Linked DNA regions of Homo sapiens: region 2 is linked to region 1. Evidence: read pairs that join two places in POLR2A ChIA-PET (ENCODE). Cell type or tissue: HepG2. All regions are shown on one strand. Links, peaks and the distances in the headings refer to the core of each region. The heading gives the core; the rest is flanking DNA. Region 1 overlaps NAV2 (neuron navigator 2). Region 2 overlaps NAV2 (neuron navigator 2).

What was found. Peaks named below come from ENCODE experiments on the same cell type or tissue, not always from the same donor. Only the 100,000 strongest peaks of a DNase experiment are listed, where the experiment ranks them.
Region 2: POLR2A ChIA-PET joins it to region 1 with 13 read pairs; 3 of 35 experiments call an interaction of 5 or more read pairs at or near these places.

The regions. Positions count from the first base shown.
Region 1 is chr11:20,021,219-20,024,125 of GRCh38, reverse strand. The region is part of intron 11 of NAV2 (neuron navigator 2); the gene reads right to left. It overlaps LOC124902644 (a long non-coding RNA gene), which reads left to right. Exons shown (of 2, transcript XR_007062616.1): 2 at 1-2,907. Among named protein-coding and RNA genes, the nearest start is that of NAV2-AS2, 27 kb to the left of the region's middle. In HepG2, for the core only: no CTCF peak of the experiment used is centred there; DNase peaks (open chromatin) are centred at 1,235 and 2,185; H3K4me3 peaks cover 2,500 bases.
Region 2 is chr11:19,957,604-19,960,510 of GRCh38, reverse strand. All of the region lies in intron 10 of NAV2 (neuron navigator 2), which reads right to left. Among named protein-coding and RNA genes, the nearest start is that of NAV2-AS3, 22 kb to the left of the region's middle. RefSeq lists a silencer at 2,014-2,308. In HepG2, for the core only: no CTCF peak of the experiment used is centred there; no DNase peak of the experiment used is centred there.

The DNA of each region.
Region 1 (2,907 bases), core at 145-2,644:
AGTCACATTTAAAATTAACAGGTAAAACCATTCCGAGCTCAGATGCCAAGCCCACCCAGGAAGGCATGGTGGTAGAGTGAACCTGGGTTCCAATCCCAGCTTTGCCTCTTATCAGCTGTGTAACCTTAATCAAGTTATTTAACCTCTCTTGGTTCCCACTGGTGATTTTCAAAATTGAATGTAATCTCCCTGGCTTTGCAATGAAATTGAATGACACAATGTCTGCTAGATGCTTGGCATGTGGTAGGTGGTCATGAACATTGTTTTCTTCTCCCCTTGTCTGGCTTAAAAACAGAAATGTGCTTCCCTGGGCAGCTCTATAGGTCATAAGGTAGCAAGAAAAGTCCTTATGCTTAAACCTCCCATGCCATCTCTCCTGGAGCCTAGTTTACACACACACACACACACACACACACACACACACACCCAGCAATTTGCTGTATAAACACAACCACAAGTTCACCAGGATCCTTAAATTCCAAACAAAACCTCCAACTGCAAGTCTTTTTAATCAGGGCCCTCTGAACCACAAGCAGCCCTTGCCTGGGGCCACACTGCCTTTTTCCGGCTCACCCCTCTGTACTGCCCCCACCAGCTGAAAAGTCCGGAATAACGACTTAAGACAGCTAGGTGATCAATACCCAGATTTTCGGGCTCAGTAGCCTAATTTGATAAGACGGTTTGGAAAATATTGACATTACCCAAATGTCTAGGTGGACCCAGGACATTCGGGTAATGCCCCAGTTTCCTCTGAAACCATCAAGGTTAGAATCAATGGGGGCGGAAGAGGAGAAGAGGTGAATTTCCTGACCAGCAACCTTGCCCCCCGCCCCCTCCCACCCCCACTCACACACCACCACATAGCTCACAGTGATTTAGGCAGCTGCACCACAGGCTGCTCCACCAGGCTTTTCAATACCGGCCAAGGAAGACAAGGCAGTACATGCACCACACCCACCCCCTGGCCCCAGAAATTTTAGAAAATCGTCCTACCTTGTAAGGTTCCTAGGCCAGAGCATTTCACTACATTGCGGCCCTTGGAGAACAGCGGACAAAGAAGCTGAATGAATCTCACAGGATGGCAAGTCCTTTAGCCAGCTGAGCCAGCCCACACTGGGCCAGGGAATCCCAGGCACCCAGCAACTCTGTAACTAAAGGACTAGCTAGCAGGGATCACCATTCCCCAGGCCAGGAAAGAAATCCGATCCCCCAACAAAATTAACCTCTGAAGTGCTGAAGGATCGAGAGGTCAGGCCTCAGTGCTGGTATCAAGTCAGCTGTGAAAAGTTTCAGCAAAGCAAAAGCTAACACCAAACTCTGAAACCATTACCGTAAAGCACTGAATGGAAGGGCCCTCCATGTGGTCCCAGGGGAGTTTGCAACAGCGGGTCAAATTGAAGAAAATCTAAGAATGAAAAACTACTTTAAATCCTCACAGACTGCACAGAAACATTGCAGAAAGTCTTTCCAGCCCTAAGTGCTACTTTTAATGATGCAAAAATCATTGACTATAACATTTCTTAGCTCATTCCATTGACGTCTGAAGGCAAAGCATTCGATTGAAAAGATTAGCCTACAGAGAGAATTTCTGAACCTAAAAAGGAAATGATACCTGTTTGTACAGTTAACAACGACACACATACATTATTTCCGGTGATGTCAATTTTGATGCAGTGCCAACAAAAATATGCATTAATTCCGCAGGCTACTTATTTCAAAAGAAAAAGAATCTCAGTCTAGGCATGGCTACATTAAACATTATGGTACAGAGGCTGGAAGGGGAGGTGGGTGGGAGAGAGTCCCAGCTCTGGGATGGGAAGGGGTTGCATGGACTAATCCCTATTAAAACCTGTAATCAAGGCACTCAGAAAGAACTATGTAAACAGATGCTATGAACAATGAACAACTGTATTACTACTGAGAACTCAAAAGCAAACTTATGTTATAGCCACAAGCTTTATTTGAAAACGAAGGATTAAGATGTTCTCCAAAACCCTGACTCCCTCTCCAAAAATCCTACCAGTTGGTTCCTGGTAGCTTTCAAAGACTTTCCCCAAGAAAGGCTCTCCCCCTGGCCAGGGTGGCCTCTCCAGTGGAAGCAGGGAGCGGGGGTTGTGGCCCTGGGGGATGGTTAGGGAAGGAAGCAGTAACTGGCTCCAAGCGAGGTCTCTGTGTGGTCAGCATTTGCTCAGCAAACAGAAGCTTTCAAAGGGGAATGAAGAGCCATTCCTCTCCCACTGAAAAGGGAGGGAATAAAAGATCTGCTCAAAGAGGAGAGGAGGGTCTGGTGGTGATTCCCAGGTGAATGAAAAAAAGATTGTAATCTCGAAGGAGTCCCAACCAAAGTTAATCATTCACATCTCATCCTTCAGGGCCCTCGTCCACTTGAAATACTGCTGAGGCATCTGCCGTGGGGAGTGGGAAGCAGAGGTGGGGGTGGGCAGTGGGTGAGTTTGAGGGAAGGAGTAGTGTCCAGATATATTAAGACAAAAAAGTTGGGACAGACCCAAGTTCTGGCTGACAAGGATGCTTCAAACCACCCCTTACCTTCTATGCTGTCCCTGGAACTGACTGTATCTTTACGATATTACTTCTTTGAGAATCTGTCCAACATCCGAGTTAACTTGGGAATGGGATGGTGATTGTGTGTATGGAGACACACAGGCACATGGGCACAGATGCACACACACGCTCTAAAAAGTTTCCATTGTTTCCTCGCTCTAGGCAAACATAATAGGTAAACATTCTGATTTGTCATCAAGGTAAGCTAGGAAATGTTGATGTATTCATTTATTCATTCATCAACTACCATATTTATAAAGCATCTGCAATGTGGCAAGTGCTGTTCTAAGTGCAGAAGATACAAGCAGTCAACAAAATAGACCAAAAATCTCAACTCTAATGGAA
Region 2 (2,907 bases), core at 185-2,684, 64 kb after region 1:
GAATCCCAGGATACAAAGGGAAAGTGACAATAAAATGGTAGGCCATCTTTTTCAACTCTTCCATGGGCTTAAGACAATTAAGTAACAATTACCCTCTAGGGTCTTCATTTTCTTTATTAATAAAAACAGTATAAAGCCAGAGTGTGGGAGTTAGATAAGATGCCTAGCACACAGAAGGGATGCCACACATATCAGCCCCCATAAGCCACCCGGAGCTCCAGAGTAGGATGGAATATGTTTTTCCTGTACATGTAAGCACACTTCACTAAGTGTGAGCTCATGGGCCCCTGGTAAGAACCTTGAATGATCAAAAGTTGGCACAAAAAGTACAGTATCAAACGGTCCAGCTTTGAGAACAAATAACCGACTCCTCCTCTTGTCCATCAAGCCCCAGGGCACAGTCAGGGGCCTGGAACTGACTAGAACTTACTAAATACTTGCCAACTTGATTCAACTAACATGCAGAGTCTCGGTCATGTTGATTAATGGACTTAAGGTGGAATTTCCCTTAAACATCTGGGCCAGTCTCAGTAACACCCAAATGCTGGCTGTGTTTTGTTGATGCTGCTTGCCAGTGAAGAGCCCCGGAAGGGCAGGAGGTCCGTTCCAACAAGACAGCAGACAGTCCAGATGGTGGGGGGGGAAGAAGGAGCACCTTGCTAAGCATGATTAGTCACAGCGGGCTTCTCTCGCCCAGCACGGTAGCTGTCGGCTGGAGGGTATCGTGTTCATGCTTCCCACATGAACATCAGTTATGGTCTTATGTCTAAGGAGAGGGCTCACTAGCTTCTTACCCTTTGGGGCTTGGGGAGGAGTCATGCGGGGAAGAGCATGAAATATGTTAAGTACTTTTATCCTGCACGATGCGCTGAATTTGGTTATATCAGATTGAATCTAGGAAACACCCTCATTATGAGGACAGTTTGGTGAGGTCTGCAATGCCCCAGGAACTGGGCTAGCACTTTGCCTGTGTCACCTCATTCAATTGTCACCATAACTCCAGGCATTATTATTCTCATTTGCAGATGAGCACAGTGGGCTTCCCAGAATGTGAAAGTGAGAACTTACAAGGTCCCCACAGGACCTGCTCTAGTTTCAGATCCACTTTGGAGCCCCCACATTTTGCCTCTTCATGTTAACATTCACCACCATCTGCCTTGGGTTGCAATGAACTATGGACACGCAGGGTGTTCTTCCCCTCTGCGCCCTGAGTTCCTCCGGGGACAAGAGTTGGCAGGCTGTGGGACTGGGTTTTCCTAAGGCTCCTGGAATCATATTCTACACTCTCCTTAAACATTCAACCCACCTTGGTCTGGGGGTGGCCTGAGAGGCCTGAGACAATCTGGGAGCACAGGGTGGGTGCTAACATGCAAGAGGGAAAGCTAGGAAATGACAAAGGATGCTGAGGACAGACATCAGCTATTTCCCAGCAGTTACAACACAGGCTGGAGCTGGGGAGCCATCCTTATCTTCTCTGTCTCCTTTGTGTCCCCTGTGTAACTGGCCCCCACATCAGGCTGAGTTTAATGTAAAAAGTGTCTTTAAACTCATTGTGCATCTGTTCCCCTGGCCCTGGCCTTACCCAGCCCTGTGGCTCTGCTGCGTGGACTCTGGAATAGCTTCTAACCTGAGCCCACTGCCTCCCAACCTCCATCTTGAATCTGCAACCCACCCAAGCACCAACCTCATAATAACATGACAATGCCTGTATGTCCTTAGGCTATTGGTCTGCCTGGGCCCTTGTTTATCCTGTGAGGCCCAGCTCACATGTCCTCAAGGTGCCACCGCTGCTGCTGGTAGTGACAGTGGTGGACAATATGGTAGCGAACCCTGCTGAGTGCTTAAAGCATGCATGCCAGGCACTGGGCTGAGAGTACACACCATGATCTCACTGAAACCTCACATCAAACCTATGAGATGGGCACAGTGAAATTAAATAGGTTACTAAAGGACACACAGCTAAGAGTAGTGGAACCAGCCTGGACTGCAGGTCAAACTCCACAGCCCACACTTTTCCCACCGACCCTCACCTTATGGTAAGGGTGTTTGTGTCCCAACACAAGCCATCACTTCCTCACTGGCCTCCTTCACTCACCACTCTTATGCTGACCTACACAGTGCCCTGTTGCATGATCTTTCCTTCACAGCGTTAGGATCTTGGCAACCTGGTCTTACTCATTTCCCTTGGTCTCAGTGCTTTTAGCATAGTCTTTAACATATAACAAACTCAATAAACACTTTTTACACGGGATTTTACTGCCTTTTGCCTGGAGCCTACCCAGAAGGTAGGCCAAAGGAAAGGATTCCAGTGTCCAAGGCCAGAAGACCCTGTGCTTTGGAAAGCTATGGGAGGAGGAGGACATCTGTAAGGGTGGGTGGCAGGCAGGGAACAGCCCATTTGGAGGCCTCTCAACAAGGGCCTGAGACTTCCTTCTCCCAAAGCACCCACTTTTGTTCCCGTCTTCTTTTTCCTTCCCACAGGATGCAGGGGTGGGAGGGAGGCAGGAAGGGATTCAAGCCTCAAAGCTAGTTAGGAAATTCCCAAGAAATCGAGGCCCAACCCTAGTTTCCTGAGAAGACAAGACACCCATTTATTTTTTTTTCTCTCTCTCTTCCCCATAAATTACTAAGCCAGCATTTGCCATTAGACATCTGTGGCAGTCTGGGCTGCCCACGTCAAAGCTGGACCACACTTCATTTCTCCATGGGGCTGTCCCCCAGTAAATCTCTTTTTAATCCAGGTCTCAGCCTGCTAAGTCTGTCGTCACCAGCAGTGGACAGAGTGCGCATGGGAGTGCTGGAGAATTTCTCCTCCTCCAGTGGGCTAGCAGCTCAGCTATTCTTTCTCCTCTGATGAGACTGCCTACCCAGACGCCGATAAGGGCTAGTAGGTTTCCTGCACTCAGT